Linked DNA regions of Homo sapiens: region 2 is linked to region 1. The links are chromatin loops, found by intact Hi-C in ENCODE. Cell type or tissue: OCI-LY7. All regions are shown on one strand.

What was found. Peaks named below come from ENCODE experiments on the same cell type or tissue, not always from the same donor. Only the 100,000 strongest peaks of a DNase experiment are listed, where the experiment ranks them.
Region 2: it touches region 1 in a loop (1.8-fold over the local background); 2 of 110 quality-filtered maps call a loop at or near these places.

The regions. Positions count from the first base shown.
Region 1 is chr5:50,608,788-50,616,787 of GRCh38, forward strand. No RefSeq gene overlaps it. Among named protein-coding and RNA genes, the nearest start is that of PARP8, 54 kb to the right of the region's middle. In OCI-LY7, no CTCF peak of the experiment used is centred here; a DNase peak (open chromatin) is centred at 4,454; H3K27ac peaks cover 1,037 bases.
Region 2 is chr5:50,556,146-50,564,145 of GRCh38, forward strand. No RefSeq gene overlaps it. Among named protein-coding and RNA genes, the nearest start is that of PARP8, 110 kb to the right of the region's middle. In OCI-LY7, no CTCF peak of the experiment used is centred here; a DNase peak (open chromatin) is centred at 4,036.

The sequences.
Region 1 (8,000 bases):
TCTGCCTTGGGATGCTGTTAATCTACAACCTTACCCCCAACCCCCTGCTCTCTGAAACATGTGCTGTGTCAACTCAGGGTTAAATGGATTAAGGGCAGTGCAAGATGTGCTTTGTTAAACAGATGCTTGAAGGCAGCATGCTCATTAAGAGTCATCACCACTCCCTAATGTCAAGTACCCATGGACACAAACATGGCCGAAGGCTGCAGGGACCTCTGCCTAGGAAAACCAGAGACCTTTGTCCATGTGTTTATCTGCTGACCTTCTCTCCACTATTATCCTATGACCCTGCCACATCCCCCTCTCTGAGAAACACCCAAGAATGATCAATAAATACTAAAAAAAAAAAAAAAAAAAAAAAAATTCTTAATTCTTAACTCCACCTGTGAAATCTTACTTGATCTGGTTATACTAAGAATAATCATCACACCATTCTGTCTCACATTCTAGAAGGCTTTGTAGTGGTAGAACTGTAAACAACATATAAACATTTCTGAAATATTTTGGTTGTTTTATCTTCCATAAGCCTCACACAAGCCATATGTATGATCACCCATCTTCTGGGCCATTACCTGATTATTGCTGCTACCACCTCTCTCGCTTTGGGGAAAGGAGATTCTCTTTCCTTATCAATAGGATTGGATCAGCTCTTCTAATTTCATGATGACATGAGTGTTCAGGAATGATGGAAGATAAATGTAACCCTGAGAAAATGTTGTAACTACTGCATTTTACAAGTCCATATCCATCCTAGAAGGTCTTCCAGCCTGCTCTCTGCCCTGCTCCCAAGATGGCCACATGTAGGTCTCTTCTTTCCCATAACCAGAGGGTTATAGGTTATATTATCCTTCAAAGTTTGGGATAAACCAATTTCTCACTCTAAAGAGAACAATGTGTTTTGATTTTCCCAACCCTAACCCTAGCCTAAAGTCTACCTTCTAATCTTATCTTATTATAAATGTCCCTGGATTGATCTTTCAAGGGATTTTTGCCTACTAAAAAAAATTACTCTCACTCAAAGAATTGTGGCCTGACAAGAAATCTACAAGAGTATTGGACACAGAGGCCAAAACATCATAAGGTCTGGATTATTCAGGCTAAAGTAATATCACCTGTGGGTTACCCACAGCCCAGTCCTCAGCTTCAGACAATGCTGGAGTCACTAGTCTTCTGTTTTCTTTCCTCTGTCATTCCTATTCAAAAATTCTAAAAATTTGGAGTTCCATTTCTCTTAGGAAGACATGAGTACATTAGTACAGTAACATATTTATTTCTACTTCCTTGAAATTTTATTGAGAAATCCATCATTTTCCAAACTTTTCTTTCTATTGTTGTAAAACAGGGATGAATGGCCATGAGCACTTCATTGCCTCATCTCAGGTGACACTTTTTTGCCCTTTGAAAAGCCTATAATATACTTTATAATGTAGTTTAACTTTTCCACTTTACCTCATGTAAACAAACTGATTTTCCAACTTATCAATACAGTATGAACATTTCTCCAAGTCAATTAACAAAAAGAGGAAATATCACTTTAAATGAATGCACAATTTCTCTATATAGAGAAAAATAATACGTGTGCATATATGCATGTGTAAATATATGTATAAGACTAAATTCTACAAGTTTTTAAACTATCTTTTTACTGATGGAGACTCATCATGGTTTTTTTCCCCCTGTACTACAAACAAAGTTGCCATAAACATTCTAACATTCTGGAGTACGGTATCCCTTATATTGAAATGCTTGGGACCAAAAATTGTGTAAATTTTGGATTTTTTCAGATTATGAAATATTTTCATATCATAATGTGATAGGAATGAGACCCAAGTCTAAATTTCTTTACGTTCCCTACATACAGTGTACATGTAGCCTGAAGGTAATTTTATGCATTTGTAAAATTTTGTGTAAGAAACAAAATTTTGACTGTCTTTTGGCTGTCACCAGTCATATAAGGTCATATGTGAAATTTTTCACCTGTGGCATCATATCAGTGCTCAAAATGTTTCCAATTTTGAAGCATTTCAGATTTCAGATTTTTTAGTTGACCTTGGAACAACATGGGTTTAAACTGTGCAGGTCTGCTTACACTCATATTTTTTTAAAAAATAAATATATCAGAAAAAGTTTTGGAGAATTGCAATTGAAAAAACTAGCAGACTAACTGCATAGCCTAGAAATATAAAAAAAAATTAAGAAAAAGCTATGTACATCATGAATGCATAAAGTATATGTATATATTAATCTATTTTATCATTTATTACTATAAAATATACACAAATCTATTACAAAAAGTTAAAACTTATCAAAATGTATGCACACAAACCGTACAAGTCACCATTTGCAGTCAAGAGAAACATAAACAAACATAAAGATGCTGTATTAAACCACAACTGCATACAATTAACTGTAGCACATACTGTACTACCAGAATAATTATTTTTATTTTATTTTTATAAATGTGCTAGGTACAAGCGTACTTTTATTATGTGGTTGTTTTGTTATTTGGATATATTGCTAGTGGTGAACTCTGAGATTTTACTGTACTCATCACCCCAATAGTGAACATCGTACCCAATAATAATTTTTCAACCCTCACTCCCCTCCAACCCTGGCATCTTTTGGAATATTCTTCAATGTCTACTTTCCAGTGTATGTACTATTATAATAATTTTGTAGCCACCCCCTGTTGCTACTGTGGTGAGCTCCTGTTGCCAGTATCTGCCATGAACACTTGGTCTCTTCAGTAAATTCTGTATCTAAGTAAATAGTGTGTTCTCTCACAGTTCTCTTTTCATTGTGCTTAGTGTAATACTATAAATCTTGAATAACACCATGAGACCAATACAAAGTGCCACAAGTGATGCTCGGAGTGCTCCCAAGAAGCAGAGAAAAGTTGTGACATTATGAGAAAAAGTTAGATTGCTTCCTATAGATTGAGGTCTGCAGCTGCCTGCCATTTCAAAATAAATGAATACAGTGTAAGGTCCCTTAAAAAAAGGGGGGGAAATTCATAAGGCCCTCATTTCATGCCAACAGACATGAAAACCTTGTCTTTTCTTATCTCATGTTCAAAATGCAGCTTTTATGTGGGTACAGAATTGCTATAAGAAAGACATACCTATAGACTCTTATTTGATTCAAGAAATAGCGAAGTCATTATTTGACAACTTAAAGTAAAAGGAAGGTGAAAGATCTAAAGCTGGAGAATTTAATGCCAGCAAAGGATGATTTGATAATTTTAGAAAGTGGTTTGGTTTTAAAAATGTCAGGATAATGGGAGTAGCAACTTCTGCCAACCAAGAGCCAGCAAGTGAATTCTCAAATGCCATTAAGAAAAACATTGAGGAGAAAGGATATCTGCCTGAACAGGTATTAATGCAGCTGAAAGTGCCCTATTCTGGGGTGGGGGGGAGGGGGAAGCCCCAAAGGACATTTATTCATAAGGAGGAGAAGCAAGCACCAAGATTTAAGGCAGGAAGGGATAGGCTAACTCTACTGCTTTGTGCAAATGTAGTCGGGTTTATGATCAGGGCTGCCCTTAACTATAAAGCTGCTATCCCCTGAGTCTTGAGAGGGAAAAGAGAAACACTAGTTTCCAGTCTTTTGGTTGTACAACAAGAAGGCCTGGACTATGAGAATGCTTTTTCTGGATTGGTTCCATCAGCGCTTTGTCCCTGAAGTCAGAAGTACCTTGACAGTAAGGGACTGCTTTTTAAAGTATTTTTTTTGTTGTTGTTTAATTGGAAAATGCCCCCTGGCCACCCAGAACCCCGTGAGTCCAACACCAAAGGCACCGAAGTGGTCTCCTTTTCCCCCAAACACATCTCTAATTCAGCCTCTAGATAAGGGAGTCACAAGGACCTTTAAGGCTCTGCACATGGCACTCTATGGAAAGGTTTGTCAACACTACAAAAGAGAACTCCAATAGAGAGAACATCATGGAAGTCTGGAAGGCTTACACCTTTGAAGATGTCATCAGGTGATATAGAAAAAGTCATGAAAACCATGAAACTCAAAACAATAAGTTCCCGCTGGACAGAAGTACAATTTGTGTCCAGATGTTGTGCATAACTACAGAATTATGACAAACCCAATTAAGAAAAAACCCTGGAAAGAAGTATGGATATGAAGGGAAAAAAAGGTGTGGAGTGAAGGGTTGCAAGATATGGATCTCAGAGGAAGTTAAGAGCTAATAGACACCACACCAGAGGAATTAACAAAAGATGACTTGATGGAGATGAGTACTTCCTAACCAGTGCCAGATAATGAGGAAGAAGACATAGGAAAAGCAGTGCCAGAAAACAAATTGGCATTCAACAATCTGGCAAAAGGGTTTTGATTATTCAAGACTACTTTTGACTTCTTTTATGACATAGACCCTTCCATGATACAGGAACTAAAACTAAGGCAAATGGTGGAAGACGGATGGGTACTACACCGAAATGTTTTTAGAGAAATGAAAAAGCAAAATAGACAGAAATAATGATGTATTTTTGTAAAGTTTCACCAAGTGTGCTTGCCTTTTCTGCTTCCCCTTCCATCCCGTCCCCCTCTTCCACTTCTGCTACCCTAAGACAGAAGGACCAGCTCCTCCTCCTCCTCTGCCTACTCAACATGAAGACAACAATAATGAAGACCTTTAGGATGATCCACTTCCACTTAATGAATGGGTCATATATTTTTCTCTTCCTTACAATTTTCTTGATTATGATTTCTTTTCTGTAGCTTAGTTTATTGTAAGAATACAGTATATAATACACATAACATGCAAAATATATCTTAAATGTAACACGTTATCAATAAGCCTTCTGGTCAACAATAGGTTATTCATAGTTTGGGCGGAGTCAAAAGTTGTATGCGGATTTTTCACTGTGTGGGAGGCCAGCTCCCCTAACCCTATGTTGTTCAAGGGGCAACAATATTCTTTCCCGCGGGTGCTTTACTTTCCACAAATTCAAGTCCCAAAAGTAGAACTGCAAGTTCAAAAGGATTTTTAAAAAAATACTGCCAGATTACATAAAGTTTCCAATTTACATTCTCACTACCAATGTACAATGTTGGCATCCCTGAATCCTTATCAGCAATGAATTTTTAAATATACTATAAGGGATGAAAAAATATTTTTTTAAGTTTGAAATTCCCTGATCACTAATGAAGTTAAGCATCAATATTATTCCTTTAATATGCAAATGCTGAAAATACATTTAACTATAATAGATGTCAAAAATCTGTAAATCAGGCCAGGTGTGGTAGGCACTCACCTGTAGTCCCAGCCACTGGGAGACTTGAGTCCAGGAGTTCAAGACTGTAGTATGCAATGATCAAGCCTGTGAATAGCCACTGCACTCCAGAGTGGACAACATAGCAAGATTCCCATCTCTTAAAAAAAAGAGTCTTATAAGACAAAGGTCCTTGTAAATTAAGAGAAGCCAAAACAGTCACTGTGCCTGCAGAATATTTTAAATTGTTTTTTATCATACTTTAAGTTCTAGGGTACATGTGCACAACGTGCAGGTTTGTTACATATTCATACATGTGCCATGCTGGTGTGCTGCACCCATTAACTCATCATTTACATTAGGTATATCTCCTAATGCTATCCCTCCCCCAGCCTCCGACCCCACAACAGGCCCCAGTGTGTGATGTTCCCTTTCCTGTGCCCATGTGTTCTCATTGTTCAATTCCCACCTATGAGTGAGAACATGCGGTGTTTGGTTTTTTGTCCTTGCAATAGTTTCCTGAGAATGATGGTTTCCAGCTTCATCCATGTCCCTACAAAGGACATGAACTCATCATTTTTTATGGCTGCATGGTATTCCATGGTGTATATGTGCCACATTTTCTTAATCCAGTCTATCATTGATGGACATTTGGGTTGGTTCCAAGTCTTTGCTATTGGGAATAGTGCTGCAATAAACATATGTGTGCATGTGTCTTTATAGCAGCATGATGAATAATCCTTTAGGTATATACCCAGTAATGGGATGGCTAGGTCAAATGGTATTTCTAGTTCTAGATCCTTGAGGAATCGCCACACTGTCTTCCACAATGGTTGAACTAGTTTACAGTCCCACCAACAGTGTAAAAGTGTTCTTATTTCTCCACATCCTCTCCAGCACCTGTTGTTTCCTGACTTTTTAATGATCGCCATTCTAAGTGGTGTGAGATGGTATCTCATTGTGGTTTTGATTTGCATTTCTCTGATGGCCAGTGATGATGAGCATTTTTTCATGTGTTTTTTGGCTGCACAGATGTCTTCTTTTGAGAAGTGTCTGTTCATATCCTTCGCCCACATTTTGATGGGGTTGTTTGCTTTTTTCTTGTAAATTTGTTGGAGTTCTTTGTAGATTCCGGATATTAGCCCTTTGTCGGATGAGTAGATTGCAAACATTTTCTCCCATTCTGTAGGTTGCATGTTCACTCTGATGGTAGTTTCTTTTGCTGTGCAGAAGCTCTTTAGTTTAATTAGATCCCATTTGTCAATTTTGGCTTTAGTTGCCATTGCTTTTGGTGTTTTAGATATGAAGTCCTTGCCCATGCCTATGTCCTGAATGGTATTGCCTAGGTTTTCTTCTAGGGTTTTTATGGTTTTAGGTCTAACATTCAAGTCTTTAATCCATCTTGAATGAATTTTTGTATAAGGTGTAAGATCCAGTTTCAGCTTTCTACATATGGCTAGCCAGTTTTCCCAGCACCATTTATTAAATAGGGAATCCTTTCCCCATTGCTTGTTTTTGTCAGGTTTGTCAAAGATCAGATGGTTGTAGATGTGTGGTATTATTTCTGAGGTCTCTGTTCTGTTCCATTGATCTATATCTCTGTTTTGGTACCAGTACAATGCTGTTTTGGTTACTGTAGCCTTGTAGTATAGTTTGAAGTCAGGTAACATGATGCCTCCAGCTTTGTTCTTTTTGCTTAGGATTGACTTGGCAGTGCAGGCTCTTTTTTTGGTTCCATATGAACTTTAAAGTAGTTTTTTCTAATTCTGTGAAGAAAGTCATTGGTAGCTTCATGGGGATGGCATTGAATCTATAAATTACCTTGGGCAGTATGGCCATTTTCATGATATTGATTCTTCCTATCCATGAGCATGGAATGTTCTTCCATTTGTTTGTGTCCTCTTTCATTTCCTTGAGCAGTGGTTTGTATTTCTCCTTGAAGAGGTCCTTCACATCCCTTGTAAGTTGGATTCCTAGGTATTATTTCAAATATTATTTTAAAACAATGAGATATTGAAAAATACATTGGAGCAAATTCTTCACTCTTAAATCCTTTCAGCACAGAGACGATCAACTGACTGTCTGGGTGCTACATGAGCACTATTGGAGTCTCTTTCATCTGCCTGAGTCTGTGCAACAATATGAAATTATAATTTTACTATGCACCTAAAGTTTCCTCAATATATTGAATTATTACAGAATTTGATGAGTCAAATTTTGTAAATTCAGTTACCTTTTTCCACTACTCTAGGACTCATATACTATCTGGCCTAAGGGTTAAAGGTCCACAATTGAATGAGCCAAACTTGTTAATTTGAGGGTAAAGCATGTCAAGAAATCTGGCCTTAATGTCCAATGAACTTATATCATATTAAGTAGCTGGATAGAAACATGCATTCCAAAGTGGATACTATTTATCACGCTCAGTGCTCTATTCTTGAGAGTAAATCCCATGATAGGGTGGATGCTTTAATTGTGTAGTAAATAGTATTAGGTGTAATATCAAAACCACTAAGGGAACACTGATGATGTGAATAGGAACACTACCTGTGGATCTGGGAATTTTCTATAGAAATCCTATCTCTTTCAATTGCCTGTTTAGTGGGCAAGTTGTTTCAGTTCCTATAATATCTAAATTGGAGAAAATCACACCACCTACTTCTTCAGGTGTTATGATAATTATGAGTGATGACATCTTTTTAAGTGCTTAACACAATTCCTCACACATAGAAAGCAATAATAAACATTGGCTAGCATTGTAAGGATGTTTATTGTCTT
Region 2 (8,000 bases), 53 kb before region 1:
ACAACAAAAAGCAAAAGCTGAACTTACCATCTTGTCCTCTTTCGGGATTCACTAGCTTAGTAATTGGCACCACCATCCCTCCAATTTCACAAGCCAGGAACCTAAGAGTCTCTTTTCACCCACCCCTTGTACTTTCTTTCAGCTCTCATACCGAATCTTTTCCCCAACTCTATTAACTATGCCTCCTAAATGTATTCCAAATCCATTTATCTCTCCATTTCCAATGCCATCACCCTAGTCAAAGTAATATAGTGATGTAAAAGTAACTGCAGTTTTCGCCATTAATAGTACGGCAGAAACGGCAATCACTTTTGCACCAACTTAATACTATTTTCCACCCTGCCAATTGACAACCCCTCTGATGCCTCTAGTCTGATACACTGACAGCTGACAACTCCTCTATTCTGATACAAAAATCTTTTCAGCATATGACCATGCTCTTCTCCTCCTTAAAACCCTTTAATATTTACCTATGAGTTTTAGGATAAAATCCCTTGATGTGGGCTACCAGACCCTGCAAGCTCTTCTCCCTGCTTGGTTAATCATCAGGTTTCACTCAACCCTTCACACTGAGCTCCAGCCTCTCTGGACTTTCAGCTTCTTGAATACTTTATGTTCTGTTGCCCCAGGTCCTGGGCACTGGCATTTATCTCACCTTAGGACACCTCTCCTTGCCTAGGTCTTCCCACTCATTCTTCAAACCTCAGTTCATACCATTAGTTCCTCAGAAAACTCATACCTGCTCATTCACATCTACTCTCACATTCTTAAAATGCTCACCCTTCCATTATCTCAAGATTGTTAATTACATGCTTATTTTTATAATTATTTTATTAACATTTGTCTTCTCCCATTAGACTATGAGTTCAATGAAAGTAGGAAACATGACTGATTTTATTCTCCATGGCCCTTGTGGTATACTAACAATTCCAGCAGTTACTCACTATTTGCTAAATATATAAATAATCATGCCTGGGTCTTGACTTTAATGTGAAACTCTGACTGTTATGTTGTCTGCAGAGACTTCTCCATTGCAGAGAAACCCATCATGTTTAATAGATCCATTTGCATTTCTGTAAACCACATACAATGTATTAACAGTCGTATTTAACAACAAAAATAGACTTACTTTGAAAGCTTAATCCTAAAACCTCAGCTCCTCATGAAATTCTGCCATGTCAAAGAAAAGTATCTACTTTACTATATGTATGTTATTATTGATCCTTTCTTTCACTTGCCAGTTGAACATACTCATGGAAAACACTTATTTTCCCAAAGCAAAATAGAAGATTGTACCTGGGAATCTTGTAACTAAGAATAGATGTTCGAGTAATTCAGTTAATAGTGATTCTTCAGTTGTGGAGACATTTGTTATGTGGGGCACTGTCAGAACTTCTAGTCTATAGCCACACCACCCCAAACACGCCCAGTCTCATCTGACATGACTTACAGTGAGAGTGAGTTTTGTAGACAATGCATTGGGAGGAATAAAAAACTGTCAGTTGTCTGTTTTTTTAAACTCTGAACATTCTAGATGGCTTTCTAAATGGCTACATTGAGAAAGCAACCTTAGATTTGAGAAAGCTCTAGTTTGAGCAAAAAAAAAATATTACCTTTCTCTCTCTCTCTCATCATGGTAGTGGCTATCTTAGATTTGATCTGACATCTAATACAGTACTTTACCAAATGACTTTACCTTTACTTATTAAATGTTGCTGCAGTGACACAATTCAGCTGCACCCTTCACCATGCATAAAAAAATAATCCTGAGCCTCACTTTACTTGATCACTGACCACTCTGGAGACTTCCCACAATAGTCCAAATCTCAGTTATTCTTTATCTTGTGCCCTTGAATGCCAAAATGTAAATCAAGCTCACATATATTATCCTGTCTCACTTATAGCTGCTTTACAAGCACAGCATGAAGTCATTGTTCAGCACGGTTTACAGGTACAAACACAACTGAAATCAGTACTGGTTAATTTTCTGAGGGTAAGAAGAATATTGAACACGTGAATTGCTACTGAGTATTTTTGCATGCTAAAATATCACTGCTGTTTTTCATGATATTTTATTCCATACCAAATAAGAATGAAATGCAAGTCTATCTTTTACAGTTTTATACAAAGAAGCAGAGGTCTTATGATAATAAGTTGATGGTTTCTAGCAACCTGACATGTATTTTCTGTATTTTTCCCTTAAATGTTTTGGGGGTTTTGGAATTTTCTACCTAGAAATAGTCTATAAGTGAGAAATGAATTTGTTCCAAGTTGTAGGATTCTGTTTTGTTCTCACTAATGTTTAATTGTAATATTAGAACTTGGTCAGAAACGGTAATATATTATATTTCTTCACAAGTATTGGCTGTTGCTAAACTTGGAAATAAACATAAACTAATATATTAATAAAATATACAGTCTGAAGAGCTTGTTAAATTTTAATAATACTATCATTTATACAGAAAACACAAATATATAAACATTATGCTGTATGATTTACTTAGTAATATAATAAACTAGAAAAATATTTACAAATATTAATATTTACAATAAGGCTAGAAATGAGAATTTTTAACAGGCCAAATTTCCACAAAGCTTTTATTACTCTTACTGAAAAAGAATGACAATTAACTTTTACAAATGTAATCACTTAAGCCAAACATGCTTGATCTATTCTACTACCTTAGTTTTGCTGACATTGTAATTTCTAGTTATTATTGTTATTTTGGTTATACATTATCAGTAAGTAGAGAATCAACTAAAACTAATGACTGATTTTTTCCCATGGTTGTAGAGCTTAAATTTATGAGTCCCATTAATCTCAATGTCAGAAATCAATAAAATTCTAGTTTTTAGTCTAGTTAAATGTTTATGTTGATATCCTAAACATTTGCCATATTACTACATGGTGTTAGTAATTCAACTTCCCTGAATAATGTTATTGAACACTAAGGTATCATAATTTGGCTATGCCATTGCCCAGCTGCTAGTATTTATATAGCTTGTTCCAGTTTCTTTATTGGGTTGTTTTTCTGTATTAAGGAACACATAAATTAATAGTTTTCAGCAAATTACTGTTTAGAAGACTTATATGAATTTGTAACTTTTTAAAAGTTAATTTTATTGAGATTAATTTATATATAATAAAGTATACCAATTTTAATTGTATGAGTCAATAAGTTTTGACAAATGCACACTTCCATATAGCCACCAATACAGAGATAGAAAAGTTTTATCACCTTAGGAAATTCTCTTGAGCACCTTTGCAGTTAACCCCACTCTCCTCCCCACTCTCTATCCCAAGGCAACCACTTGTCAATGTTCCATCACCACATATTAGTTTGTCCTGTTCTAAAATGAAATGTGAATGAATCATACAGTATAAGTTTTCATGTCTGTCTTCTTAGGCTCAACATAATATTTTTTGAGATTTGTGCATGTTGTCATATGTATCAGTAGTTTTTCTTTATTGCTGAATAGTATTCCACTGATGAATTCGTTTACCTCTTCATGTGTTAAAGGACATTTGGGTTCTTTTCACTTTGGGGACACTGGAGAAGAATAAAGCTGCATTCTTCCACAAGTCTTTTTTGCAGACATAGATTTTCATTTCTCTTGGGCAAATAAGAGTGGAATTGCTGGGTTCTAGAGCAGGTGTATGTTTAATTTTATAACAAACTGCTAAGCCGTTTTCCAAAGTACTTGTAGCATTTTACATTCGAAAAGCAATATACGACAGTTTCAGGTGTCCCGTGTCCTGTCACTGTTTTGCAGGACTGCAGCACAGTGAGACCATGCAACTTTGTGTCTTGAAGACCAACCCCAAGATTTCTGAATTCAGAAAACAATGAAAATAAGAGACTTTTAAATATGAAATCGCAAGGTAATATAAAATCCTTCCCTTTACAGGCCTGACCCCAATATTTGATCACTCAGTAAAATACTCATGTAAGAGGATTATTTGGGGAAGTGCATTTTCTTTGCATTGAAGCTTTGTCATATGTAAAGCCTTCATACCAGCTCAGAGGTTCAAAGCAGGTTTCTCTTCCTCAAAGCAAAGATTATCTTTGGTTTGGAAGTTTGCTTTTTTACCTATGCTGACCTAGCCTCAGCAACTGCACCAGGTGAAATGTTCTCCATCTATTGCTTACCTACAAATATTTTGTCTCTCTGAAGTAATTTAGTTCTTTTACATTTATTTGTACCTGTGCAACAGAATTTTTACAAAATGGTGTTTTTAAACAAAAGAATGAAAGGTTTGGTTTATTGGGTAACATCGTTTCAGTGGGAGTGAAGGAAGATCTTTCATGTCTTTTTATGTCCTAATCATAAGCCTAACTCTTGCAAAAATCTTTTTGCAAATTTTAAGTATCTCTTAAGGATGTACTCCCAGAAGACCATTACTAAGTCAAAAATTATGAATGTTTTTGTGACAATTGCCAAAAAGAATAATAGATAATATGATAATAGTATTATCTGTCAAATAAAATACTATGTTCCCTTTCCATAGAATTTGTTACTCTGATTTGAAAAGAACTCAATGAATTTTATTGTATCTATTTTGTTGAAATATTTGTGTATTGATCTCAAACTTATTTGCATTATATACTTACCTCCTATCACCACCCATTAATTCAACATTTATTTATTCCAAGAGCAGTCTAAGTAAGAGAATGACACTTTTCTCACTTTTACAGGCAAAATGAAATAAAGGAGTGTAACTGCTAATGGGCATGGGATTTCTTTTTTCTTTTTAAAAATGTTCTAAAATTGATTGTCGTGATGGTTATACAACTTTGTGACTACAATAAAAAATCACTGAATCGAAACTTCAAATGAGTGAATCATTTAATATATGGATGTTATCTCAATGAAACTGCTACTTAAAAAAATAAAATAAAAGGAACATTAATGTAAATGAAAATTCTCTGGTATGACTCTAACAACCAAATTCTTACCCAACTGAAAACCAAAATGTATTTCTTGGGACAACTTCTAAGCACATTGAAAAAAGAGAAAATTGCCTGGCCTCCAAGAACATTATCATAATAAATATAACAAGAATATACTAAAGTTTTATTTGATGTCAGGAGCTGAGCTAAATGTTTTAAATGATAATCTCATTTAATCTTTATATCAACTCTTAAAAGTTACTATTATTTACTAAATTTTGCGAAGAAGAAAACCAAGATTTAGATCAAAGTGGTAACTGGTAGAGACAAGGTTCCAATCACAGCTTTGTCTGATACAGTTCTTTTTTTAATCTACTGCTTCCCAACATTAGAGGATACCATCCAAGAAGACACCGTTGCTCCCGACTGTGGCAAAGAAAAAAAAGTCTACACATGCAGATATATATACTTAGAGTCACACAAAGTATAACAAACTTCTGGGGAGCCAAAAAGTAGGATGTACACATCAAATCACCTGACTTTGGTGAAAGCCTAGATGTAGAAATCATGGAAGCATACATTTAGAATCCTATATTTTGGAGGTTAAGTGGAAACCAGGGAGTGTGATACATTCTCCAGCTTTGAGTTGGCTGTGTTTGTAGTCATGCGTATGTTCAACATCACTTTAAAACCTTGTAGGGCCGGGCACAGTGGCTCATGCATGTAATCCCAGTGCTTCAGAAGGCCAAAGCAAGAGGATCACTTGAGACTAGGAGTTCATGAAATCCTGGGTAACATTGTGAGACACAGTGTCTATAAAAAATTAAAAAACAAAATCCGGACACAATGGTTTGTGCCTATAGTCCTAGCTACTCAGAAGGCTGAGGCAGAAAAATAGCTTAGCCTGGGAGTTTGAGGCTTCAATCAGCTATGACTGCACCACTGCATTCCAGACTGGGTGACAGAGTGAGACCCTGTCTCTAAACAAACAAACAAACAAAAAACAAAACAAAAGCCTCATTGATCCTGTGTCCAAACAAAATAGTAATACTTTAGATTCTATGACACTTGATAGTCAATGAAGAAGTGTTGTAATTGCTAAGACAACCTATGTCCAGCCTTTTTGGAAATTATAGAATATTAGTCTTGCAAGACATCTTTGAACATTTATTTTATAGGTAAGATAGCATCTCCCAGAGAAACTAAGGCAATTTCTTAAGATAAAGCAGGTCTTCAGAAAGAAAGTCAGGGAACTCTCCGGTGTCTTGAGCCAAGGTCCAGGAATCCTTATAACACATTATATTGATTATTACTGATGAATAAATGTTAGTTCCCTTCTTCTGTCCAGCCCTTAGCAATGCCCAGCTCTGGCCCAGTGCTCTTGCAAGAAGTTGCCTCCTTGATTTTTGGTACAGCCTGCTCTCTGGTTGCAAACTCTGGGAATAAACTTGGCATTAATCCGGACTCTGCTCCTGCCAAGTCCAATTTCATCAAGGAGTAATAAAATACAACAATTCAGATTTTTACTTTAATGTTCAAAGAATACTTCTGGATCATTGACTTTTGGACAGCCTTTCATCTGTGGGATGCAAATTATTCTAATTACAACAAGTTTACATCATAAAAAAGAAAAGCTGCTTTTATTTTAGAGCAACATCCACTAAGCAATAATAAATGAAATAAAGTTAAATTTTGCTTGCATTTACTAGTAGTTAGGAATGGATCAAAAATACCAAGGAATTGTGTTTGCCCCTAAGGAAAGCAGTGGGTGGTTAGGAAACTTTATGGAAGGAGCACTAGAATTTTATACTGTGTGCATTTGTACTGTGTGTACTCAGTAAATGAAAGAAACTACAAAGAAATAATGGCATATAAACCTTAGTAAAACAACTTTTCACTGTTGATATTCCACGAATAAACTACTTCTTACAGAAATACAAGTAAACAAACAGTCAAGAACTGAGATTTGCATCATACATATAAGTAAATTTTCCAGATAACTAACGCTTGCAGTCTCAAGATGCAACACTGTTTATTTTATCTTTCATTCTATAAATATAAATTCTAGCCACTTGTGTTTGCCCAGGCACTGAGCTATCCCTGAGCTACAACAGAGAACACAGTCCCTTCCCTTATAGAGTTTTAGTAATGTTAGATGGGATCATTATCATTAAAGTTATCTCATTTTTGCATTTTTAAACCAAGAGTAATCAATACATTTATATTGTCTTGATGATTTTTTTCTGAATAGCCACTATTAAAGTTTATTTTAGTAAACTATATTTTAAATTTATATTATTATATATTTATTTTATTAATATATTTATATTTTTATGTTTATAAAATATAAATTTATGTCTATATTTAATTTTTATATTTATAATTTATAAATATAAACTTACATTTTATATAAAATATATTAGATTATGTTTTAAATTTATATTATATTTAAAATATAGTTATTAAACTATATTTTAGATTTTATGTTTCTTCCTCCTATAGAAATCCACCAACTTCTATGGCACTGAGGTGCACAGATTGAGCTCTAACGCAGGTTGAGACTTCTAATCCAGGTTGAGTATTCTCTATCCAAAATGCTTGGGACCAGAAGTGTTTCAAATTTCTTTTTTTTTTTTTAAGATTTGGAAGTATTTGCATATACATAATGAGATATCTTGGGGTTGGGACCCAAGTCCAAACACAAAATTTATTTATGTTTTATATGCACTGTATACATATAGCCTAAAGGTAATTTTATACAATGTTTTTAGTAATACATGCAACTCATTGTATGAGATCCAGTGTGGAATTTTCCACTTGCGGCAACATGTCAGTGCTCAAACAGATACAGATCTTGAAGCATTTTGGATTCCAGATTTTTGGGATTAGTGATGCTCAAACTATACTTTTCATTATTTTGGTTTTTAATCTTTTGCAAGAGGTGAAACCAGGTAAGTTTAGAAGTTGTATGCTCAATAAGTGAGACTTCAAAGTATGTCTCTTTAAAGAACTTGTATACTTGTGGGGACTCTGGGAAACTTCTTCAGTGATTTGAAGAAAACCTTGGTTCACATATTTGCAAAGAGTCAAAGTTCTGCCAAATGAAAC